Linked DNA regions of Homo sapiens: region 1 is linked to region 2. Evidence: read pairs that join two places in POLR2A ChIA-PET (ENCODE). Cell type or tissue: A673. All regions are shown on one strand. Links, peaks and the distances in the headings refer to the core of each region. The heading gives the core; the rest is flanking DNA. Region 1 has its middle 78 kb from the start of TMCC3. Region 2 overlaps LOC105369915 (a long non-coding RNA gene).

Region 1 (5,377 bases), core at 83-5,082, 190 kb after region 2:
TGGCAAAACCCCATCTATAGAAAAAAACACAAAAATTAGCCAGCATGGTGGCGCGCATCTGTAGTTCCAGCTACTTAGGAGACTGAGGTGGGAGGATGACTTGAGCTTGGGAGGTCAAGGCTGCACTGAGCCAAAACCGTGCCACTGCATTCCAGCTTGAGTGACAGAGTGAGACCTTGTCTCAAAAAACAAAACAAAAACAAAAACAAAATCTGTTTATAAATTTTATACTGAAAAAAACCCAATCATCTGCAGGCCAGTGCATGCTCCATCTAGGGTGGGCTCCACAGGTAGTCAGATGTGCCTGTGGTAGGTCTGAACAATGACAAACCTAGAAGCTGGAAAAATAAGCCTCTTGGGTGTTCATAAGCCATTTTAGAGTGTCTTTAAAATAGTCTCTCTAGGTATACTTACCCACTGTAGTAAGATACTATAAGTGTGCGTGTTTGTCTCCTGCGAATCTCATGTTGAAATTTGATACCCAGTGTTGGAGGAGGGACCTAATGGGAGGCATTTGGGTCATGGGGGTGGATCCTTTGTGAATAGATTAATGCTCTTCCTGGGGATGGGTGGGAGTGCTTACATTATTGGTTCTCCTGAAAGCTGATTGTTAAAAAGAGTCTGGCCCTTCCCTGCTTTCTCTTGCATCCTCTTTCATCGCGTGATCTTTCCACACACTGGCCTCCCTTTACCTTCCACCATGGGTAGAAGCAGCATGAAGCCCTCACCAGAAGCAGGTGCTGGTGCCATGTTTCTCATACAGCCTGCAGAATCATGAGGCAAATAAACTTCTTTTCCTTATAAATTACCCAGCCTGGCGTATTCCTTTATGGCAGCATGATATGGTTTGGCTGTGTCCCCACCCAAATCTCATCTTGAATTTTAGCTCCCATAATCCCCACATGTCATGGGAGGGACGTGGTTGGAGGTAAGTGAATCATGGGGGGAAGTTTTTCTCATGCTGTTCTCATGCTAGTGAGTAAGTCTCCACGAGATCTGATGGTTTTATAAAGGGCATTTCTGGCCGGGCGCAGTGGCTCAAGCTTGTAATCCCAGCACTTTGGGAGGCCGAGGTGGGTAGATCATGAGGTCAGGAGTTCGAAACCAGCCTGGCCAACACAATGAAACCTCGTCTCTACTAAAAATACAAAAATTAGCTGGGCGTGGTGGTGAGTGCCTGTAATCCTAGCTACTTGGGAGGCTGAGGCAGGAGAATTGCTTGAACCCGGGAGGTGGAGGTTGCAGTGAGCCAAGATTGTGCCACTGCACTCCAGCCTGGGCGACAGAGCTAGACTGCATCTCAAAAAATAATAATAATAATAAATAATAAAAAATAAAAATAAAGGGCATTGCCCCTGCACACACCCTCTTGCCTGCTGCCGTGTAAGATGTGACTTTGCTCCTCCTTTACTTTCTGCTGTGATTGTGAGGCCTCCCCAGCCATGTGGAACTGTGAGTCCATTTTTTTTCTTTTGTAAATTACCCCATCTCAGGTATGCCTTTACGAGCAGCGTGAGAACAGACTAATACACAACACAAAATGGAATAAGACATAAGTTTCTTAACTTGGAATTCCTGGCCATGCACTAGAAGTCCAAGAGCACCATTAATTTGTAGGGATGTGTACACACGTGTATTTTTCTGCAGAAAGAGATCCTTTCTTGAGACCCTCACACACACACACACACACACACACACACACACACACAAAACTGAGACACATGAACATCTAGCTCAGCTAGCTCATAACTTGACACCTTTGAAATGATATTTTAAAATAGTTTTTCAGCATATCCTGAAGAGGGATGACATGGGGAGGAGGAGATGGCACTCAGCTTTTCACTATTGTCCTAAGAAATTCAACTCTGACCCACATGTGTTTGCCATTTAGCATCACGAAAGTCCTGAAGATACACAGATCTGTCATATGCATCTCTTCTATAGTTTGAAGTGATTCTTAATCAGAGGAGAAATCATTCTGTGGAAAAACAGAAGTAATTCTATTAAAGAAGGCCGAGGTGGTTGGGCAAAGCTTTAAAAGGGCTTTTAGAGTTGGATTTATTGACCAAAAGCTGTATCCTTCAGATGTCTCCAGATTGCATTATTCGTAAAAGCATATTATGAATGCTATCAGTGGTACCAGCAGAGGAAGAGCATTGTACTTTGTCAGTCAAGAGGGAACCTACTTTGCATTCTAGGATAAAACATAAATCGTTCACAAGGTGGGGCCCTCCACACCTCCACTATGGCGGACCTGACACGGTGCAATATAGTGGTGCTTCCTGTTCCCACCCCTCACCCCGTGGGACCTCTGCTTCCTTTCTTGGATACCTCATTTGCCTTTGGACCTTAGAGTCTATCTTGGCTTGAATTGAGCACTTAATACCATGTTAATCTGGGGATGTGAGTATCTCCGCTTGCCCTTCGCAGGAGAGATGTTGGCATGCTCCCTACCATTTCCGCAGCCTCCAGTTGTGTCCTGTTCCTTTTTACAGCATCACTACTCCTGTTACAATAATGACAGATCTTAGTGATGATGGCCCTCATACAAAAATGACACAGGACTGTAACAATTAAGGATTAGTTGAAACTTAGCTTTAATTTTAAAACATCTTAGTGTGTCCAAGAATCGGTTTTCCTCTTTTTGCTTAGGAATCTCCAGTGCACAGAAGGTCATGTTTTTGGTAGCCACACCATGCTGACAAGTCACACGGAGTTTTGAGTTAACTATAATTAATCCTTCTAAGTCTTCTTTATATAGTAATTGTTATTCATATTTTTCTCAGCACCATCGCCTCACTGCATTTCCACCTCTCCAATATTTTGTAGGCTTTATCGTCTTTTTTTTTTTTTTAAAACGTCTCACTCTGTTGCCCTGGCTGGAGTGCAGTGGCATGATCATAGCTCACTGCAACCTCGAATTCCTGGGCTCAAGCAATCCTCCCACCTCAGCCTCCCATATAGCTAGGACTGCAGACACAAGCCATCACACTTGGCTGTTATTATTATTATTTTTTTGTAGGGATAAGGTCTCACCATGTTGCCCAGGCTGGTCTCAAACTCCTGGTCTCAAGTAATACTTCAAAGTCAGTTTTATTACATTTCATCTTGTTTAGTCTTATCCTGTGAGCTGATCTAGGGTCAAAATGTCGATGTATTTAAAAAGTACTTACATAAATATATGGATTATAAAACCAAAATGGGTTATAATTTTATTTATTTATTTATTTATTTTTTAAGACGGAGTCTCTCTCTGTCGCCCAGGCTGGAGTGCAGTGGCGCCATCTCGGCTCACTACAACCTCTGCCTCCCAGGTTCCAGCAATTCTCCTGCCTCAGCCTCCTGAGTAGCTGGGATTACAGGTGCCGGCCACCATGCCTGGCTAATTTTTGTATTTTTTGTAGAGACAGAGTTTCACCATGTTGGCCAGGCTGGTCTCAAACTCCTGACCTCAGGTGATCTGCCCTTCTCCGCCTCCCAAAGTGCTGAGATTATAGGCATGAGCCACTGCACCCAGCCAGAGATCACTAACATTTTGAAATTAGATAGTTCATTCTTTCAACAACTGTTAAGTTGGTAAGTGTGTCAGTCACTGTGCTGGGTGGAGCATGAGTAAGACAGATGGGGACTTTTCCCTCAGAGTTTGCTTATGGTCTGGGAGAATAGACGAGATGATCTCGAAGGACAGTAAGTGAGGAAAGGACATTTGGGCTCTCGTGAATGAACCACTATGTGGACTTCTGGAGGGAGAACACTTCAGATGGAGAGAACAACAAGGGTAAAGACCCTAAGGTAAGGGCGAGCTGAAACATCAAAGGAACAGACAGAAGAAGGCTGGTGTAGCAGTGAGGAGAGAGCAGTAGAGGACAAGCTGAGAGAGATGTGCAAGGCTGGGCACATAGGTCCGGGTGGTCACAGGAAGGAACTGGTTTTTTTGTGTGTTGTGTTTTAGTTTTGTGGTAGGCTGAATGAGGCCCCGCTAAATGTCTGTGTCTCATTCCAGAGCCAGTGCTGTGTGACTATATTAGCTTACATAGTAAAAGGGACGCTGCAGCTGTGAGTAAGTGGAGGATCTTGATGTGGGGAGATCATCTGGGTGGACCCAATATGATGACAAAGGTTCTTATAAGAGCGGGGCAGGAGGATCAGAGTCAGAGAAAGTGAGGAAGAGGCCATGAGCCAAGGAGTGCAGGCAGCCTGTAGCAGGTGAGAATTTGGATTATCCTCCGAAGCCTCCAGAAGGAAAACAGCCCTGCCAACACTCTGATTTTCGACTTCTGAGCTGCGGAACTGTCAAGAGAATAAATGTACGTTGGTCTAAGCTGCTGAATTGAGATCATTTGTTACAGCAATAGGAAAGTAAACAGGTGTCTAATTCTAAAATGCAGTGGAGACACATTTGGAGGGGAGCAATGGGATGGTATTTAGTTTTTAGCAGAGTAGGTTGTTGAGAGGCAGGAGGGGCAGAGGGAGGCCAGTCAGGAAGCGGAGGCAGTCACCACAGGGGACACATGACAGAGGCCTGGATTAAGGGGTTGGCAGCGGAATGAAGAGGGATGAACAGATTTTGGACACAGAGCCGATAGGAATTGCTGATGGCTTGGTCGTGGGGATACAGAAAATGGGAAATCAGGGGTGATGCTGAATTTGGGCCTATGCAACTGAGTGCCATTTATTGAAATGGAGGAAGAGGGAAAAGGAATAAATTTAGAGGGAAAATTATGCATTCCGTTTGGGCCCTGTTGAAACTTGACATGCCTATTAGATATCGACGTCCATGAATAAGCAGATGCATGTATCAGTGGAGGTCTCGTAAGAGAGATCACCCACATGCCCCTCACTTGGACAGTGTTTGTCCTCACACAGGATTTCTCCAGTGCCACCATCATTGACGAACCACCTGGCTGACTAAACTTGATCCACTGTGGCATCTCATTCTTTTGTTCTTTTGTCTCGGGCTCGTTTTTCATTGCTTACTCAGTGTGGGCTGAATGAGCAATTAACAGAGTCTAAAATGAGGCTTAGGATGTTTGATAACTAAAGACTGATGAAGGAAACAATGTAGATTAATTTGTGTCCCAAATGTGTACCGTTATTTAGTGCTTTTTGAGAAAGCTAAATGGAGTCTGTGAATTTTAATTGATGTTTAACTTTTAATTGTGTTCATGTGGGGTGGCCAGTTGGAACTACGCCTAATAAGACTGATGAGTATACACACATTTGCATATGGCAGGCCTTCCAAGGGCCAACCACGGAGAGAGAGGCTTAAAGTAAGAGGAGGAAAACTGCAGGGAACGGATAAATAAGTTAAAACACATTTATTTTCAGAAAACATGAAAACTTATCACTTTTCTATTCATCTTAAATAATATAGGTT
Region 2 (5,377 bases), core at 234-5,233:
CAGAGCCTTCCTCTTAACACTTCCAACTGTAATAACATTCACATCACAGGTCAGGGAGCCAGTGTGACTATTCTGCCGGTACTTTGATTACAACTAAGCACTCAAGAACTGAGGAAATAACTATGAGTTCAAGGACCCACTGGGGTCACTGGGAACAGTCCCCGCTGTGAGTAAGCCCCGCTATCAGCTATTACCATAAAATTCCATACACCTACCAGAGAATCACAGATGGCATTTGGGGCCTGCAGGATTAGCATTAGTTAAAAGATAGTCATCCTGAAAGGTCTATGAGTTCCTTTTCCCAGGGTCCAATTGCCCTGGTAAATTGTCCCAAGTGCCTTCCTGAAAGGATAGGAGGAAGACTTCAGTACACACTGTGCTGTCATTGCTGGGTTGTTCCTCAAGAGCATCTTGTCTCCCTGCTATTCAAAGGGCTCTGGGTTTGGAAAGTGACTCAGGCCTGGCATTGGGTGAAGGACTGGACTCGCCATCATCACGACTAGTCAGTCCTCTGTTCCCCAGACTTATATTTTGTTGTTATACATATTAGGTCAGACTTTAGCGTCCATGTATTTCAGCCCCAAAGGCCCTAGGATCTATTAAGCACCCTCAAATATCCCTTAGAGTCAAATCCTTTTGATAATCTCATCTAAGTCTTCTGCTTTTTTTCAGGAATCAGGACGTGCTTGCCCCTGAAGGTTAAAGCTGATGTTTGCCCCCCAAGGAAACCTCTTTCCATCAAAGCATCTCTCACCATCATCCCTGGCCTACAGAGGGCATCCGCTTTTCAAGAATGCCAACTCCTCTCTCACCAATGTGTGTTTTTTCTGAAGGTGGGTGAGTAGATCAGTGATTATAAATCCACTCTAACTGAAGGTTTGGCTCTGTGTCCCCATTCAAATCTCATCTCAAATTGTAATCCCCACATATGGAAGAAGGGACCTGGTGGGAGGTGATTGGATCATGCAGGCAGTTTCCCTCATGCTGTTCTCATCATAGTGAGTGAGTTCTCAGGAGATCTGATGGTTTAAAAGTGGCAGTTTTGCCGGGCGCGGTGGCTCACCTGTAATCCCAGTACTTTGGGAGGCTGAGGCGTGTGGATCACGAGGTCAAGAGATCGAGACTATCCTGGCCAACATGGTGAAACCCCATCTCTACTAAAATACAAACAATTAGCTGGGCATGGTGGCCGGTGCCTGTAATCCCAGCTACTTGTGAGGCTGAGGCAGGAGAATCACTTGAACCCGGGAGGCAGAGGTTGCAGTGAGCCGAGATCGTGCCATTGCACTCCAGCCTGTGACAAAGCGAGACTCTGTCCCCCCCAAAAAAGAAAAAAAAGCAAAGTGGCAGTTTCCCCTGAGCTCTCTCTCTCTTGCTACCTTGTGAAGAAAGTGCCTGTTTCCCCTTTGCTTTCCACCATGATTATACGTTTCCTGAGACCTCTTCAGCCATGTGGAACTGTGAGTCAATTAAATCTCTTTTGTTTATAAATTACCCGGTTTCCGGTAGTATCTTTATAGTAGCGTGAAAATGGACTAATACACCAACATTTGTATCTCTCTAAGGCTTTGGGTTCCTTTTTCCACAGCGCATCAAGGATTGTGTGGCATCTGACTTCTCCTGCACAGGCCACCATTGAGTCTCACTTTTAGACAGCCAAGCAGGAAGTGTAAACCTCTTCATAATCTTGCTATTCTTTTGGTACGTAAGTCTTCTCTTCCCAGGTTTGGTTTTGATTTCAGGACATTCTAGAATCTGACTCTAGTTGTGGATCTGGAGACCATGAGCAGAGTCCTCGTGGCCCATGGGCCACATCCCGTTGCAAGGTGACCATTCAGTGAGCTCGATACAGGGTCTCTGCATAAAACAGGACCAGCCTCATCAGAAAGGGAGGAAGGGCTGCTCTCATTTTATTGGCCTACGAGGCTCTGTGAGTCCTGGGGTTTCAGATTCTTGGCGTTATCTAACACCTCCAAAATATTTCCACTCCAATACTCAGGGGAAAAACCACCTTTTCCCAATCAATGCCCAGAAAGTCATAGCGGGACTGTGAATTCAGTCAATTTTGAGATTCATCAATCTTCAGGCTCTGCCTCTGCCTCTGATTTTCAGCTTCATTAGCCTTGAACCTGCATGACATAAAAGAGTACTTGAAGGAAGTCACAGAAATTTTCTCATTCACTGACCATGCTTCGAAGTGAGAATTTAAATCCCTGAAAATGCCATTTCTTTTCTTTAAACTTCATCGTGCAGTTAGATGTAACTGCTCACCTCGTGGCCTTTATAATCCCCGCGCTGCAGCCCCCAGGGCCTTGCTTTCAATAGGCACTTCATTCTGTGTCACTACAGGTGATAATTTTGGTGTTCTGCCACTGGATGACGTGGACATCTATGAACACAACTCATGATTTAATCAAAATGCGATTTTATATTTGTTTCTCACCAACTCTTTAAACTTTATTCAGGGGCCTTCCTCTAGCCCTGGAAGAAACTTCTGATGGCTTCTCTGGTTTTTCTTCCCTGCTCACCCTCACTTCTACCCACTAGCTGTCATTTTCTTTCTCTTCCAGGGTTGAAGGTAGGGTAGAGATGAGAGGAAAAAGGGGTAAGTGAGTCACTACTTGATCTGGTAGCTTCGTGCTCTCTGGGGCTGCAGATGATTAAAGCTGGTAACCCCCAGGGGGCCTGGACGATAGCTCAAGCTGATTCTTTCTCTTCTGGCCCTTGAATAGGAATGCTGGAGAGGCTCCCTGCAGGCCCGCTCTCCTGCAGTTCCCTTGACTCAAGTGGATGTATCTCTATTCCAGCTTGTCTCTTTCAAATCCTTCCTCAGCCTCTGAGTATCCAGCTGAACGTGCTCAGCTGCTTTCTGCTGAGGTCCTTCTCAGAGGACCTGGTAGACAGGACTCAAGCCTTGTCTTGTGTTACCCCCATATGGTCTTGGGAAGTCTCCTTCATCCTTTGCCTCAGGAAACTCCAGGAGTGCCCGCTGATCCCAATATAGAAGCCCTGCTTGTTCTTCCATCTCCAAAGCACGTAGCCAGCTTTGTAACGGAGGAAAACATTCTGAATTTTCTTGGTGGAGTTGGACTTCAGTTCGTGGTGCACTCTAAGTTTCTTGCTCTTTAGTCAGGCCGCCCCAGTCTTCTGTGTCTTCCAACTGCAAGGCACACGTTTAAAAGCTCTCCCAGTGGACAACTAAAAACCTTCTCACTAGGCTTATGGTTGGGAGACAGAGCCTCTGCCTCTCATCCTAAGGGGAGAGGGCTCACAGCAGAGCAAAACCCTCTTCAAAACAATCTCCTCAACCATCTTCTACTAAATCTTCCCACTGACCCCTTTTGTATCTTTGATTTCATCGAGAACCCTAGGAGATGTGGAAAAGGGTCTCCTTCACTCCTGTTCTAAATCCTGCATGGCAGGGGTGAGGTAGGTGGCGGGGGAGGGGGTGTGGTGGTTGGTCTCAATCTAATTTTGGCATCCTGAGATTTAATCTGTTGATGCTTCAATCTACTCTGAGGCAGCGGCTGGTCACAGTGGCTCTTACCTGTAATCCCAGCACTTTGGGAGGCTGAGGCGGGCACATCACCTGAGGTCAGGAGTTTGAGACCACCCTGTCCAACATGGTGAAACCCATCTCTACTAAAAAGACAAAAATTAGCCGGGCATGGTGGCACACTCCTGTAATCCCAGCTACTCAGGAGGCTGAGGCATGAGAATTGCTTGAACCCAGGAGGGGGGGGTTGCAGTGAGCCCAGATCGCACCACTGTACTTCAGCCTGGGTGTCAGAGCAAGACTCACTCTTAAAAAAATAAAAATAAAAAACAAATGGAGGCAGGAATAGTGTCATGCTAACTTCTCTAACAATGGTTTTAGTGACTTCCTGGCCACCAGATGTCATGTTTTTCCTGTATCCTATCCTTACTACTTCCAAATCCAACCAAGTCACCTAGTCAATTCCAGATTCCCAATACCTTGGAATCTCTTTCAGGAAAACAAGCCAGTCTAGCTAGTTTCAGCAGAACTTTATTACATGGTATTACTTAGAATTTCTAGGAGAGCCGAGAAACAAAGCCTGGATATTACACAGCCAGAAGTGAAGCAGCCAGGAGGAATGTCCAAGCATCCCACACATGTCCCAAATATCCTAAGACTCTTCTAGCAGAAATCCTGCTGTTGCTGCCAGATGATGCTTAACATCTATAAAACCAGAACTGACCACCAGGACCCTCATTACAGTTCGTGCAGAAAACCAGGCAGCATTGTGTCCAGACTTACTAGAATATTGTGTGTCTGCAGCCTGTCACCTATATTTCAAGTGTTGCTTAGGTTTGGATTTGTTGGAAGATAGTCAAATGTCTATATCCTAGCAGCAAAGGGTCTTGAAAGAAATGTGTTGTGTTTGTTTGTTTCTTTTCTTTCTTTTTTTTTTTTTTTGGAGACAGAGTCTCACTCTATCTCCCAGGCTGAAGTGCAGTGGCACGATCTCGGCTCACTGCCACCTCCGCCTCCCAGGTTCAAGCGATTCTCCTGCCTCAGTCTCCTGAGTAGCTGGGACTACAGGCGCATGTCACCATGCTGAGCTAATTTTTGTATTTTTAGTAGAGACGGGGTTTTTGCCATGTTGACCAGGCTGGTCTCGAACTCCTGACCTCAAGTGATCCACCTGCCTCGGCCTCTTAAAGTGCTAGGATTACAGGCGTGAGCCACCGCACCCGGCATGTTTGTTTTTTTTCTTCCTATGGAAAAGAGAATTCACAACATAGAAGAACTACCAAAAAAAGATTTGAGGCAGACACAAATGACAAATGTCCATTATGAAACTTTTATGAAAAGAAAAGTTTATGGTCCCAATCAATAAACTGTTTTGACTATATAAAACAAGGAAATAACAAAAAACTCTCTTATATATCTTTTGAATTTTGTACCATTGTTGTTATATATATATATATTATTTTTTTATTTTTTTATTTTTATTTTTATTTTTTTTTTTTGAGACAGAATCTTGCTCTGTCGCCCAGGCTGGAGTGCACTGGCACAATCTTGGCTCACTGCAAGCTCCGCCTCCTGGGTTCACGCCATTCTCCTGCCTCAGCTGGAATTACAGGCACATGCCACCACGCCCAGCTAATTTTTTGTATTTTTAGTAGAGACAGGGTTTCACCGTGTTAGCCAGGATGGTCTCGATCTCCTGACCTCGTGATCCACCCACCTCGGCCTCCCAAAGTGCTGGGCTTACAGGCATGAGCCACCGCGCCCAGCCCCATTACTGTAATATTTATTCAAAATATAAATTAAGAAAAAAAATTAAGTCTCCTTTTTCAAGGCTCTTCCTTAGTGCCATTTTTCTTATCCTCATTCCTCTTATGCTGTTGG

The links. Peaks named below come from ENCODE experiments on the same cell type or tissue, not always from the same donor. Only the 100,000 strongest peaks of a DNase experiment are listed, where the experiment ranks them.
Region 1: POLR2A ChIA-PET joins it to region 2 with 5 read pairs; 1 of 35 experiments calls an interaction of 5 or more read pairs at or near these places.

What each region holds. Positions count from the first base shown.
Region 1 is chr12:94,726,212-94,731,588 of GRCh38, reverse strand. No RefSeq gene overlaps it. Among named protein-coding and RNA genes, the nearest start is that of TMCC3, 78 kb to the right of the region's middle. In A673, for the core only: no CTCF peak of the experiment used is centred there; a DNase peak (open chromatin) is centred at 538.
Region 2 is chr12:94,920,102-94,925,478 of GRCh38, reverse strand. It overlaps LOC105369915 (a long non-coding RNA gene), which reads left to right. Exons shown (of 4, transcript XR_945226.2): 2 at 673-833. Among named protein-coding and RNA genes, the nearest start is that of NDUFA12, 81 kb to the left of the region's middle. RefSeq lists an enhancer at 2,405-2,945. In A673, for the core only: no CTCF peak of the experiment used is centred there; DNase peaks (open chromatin) are centred at 1,518 and 2,688.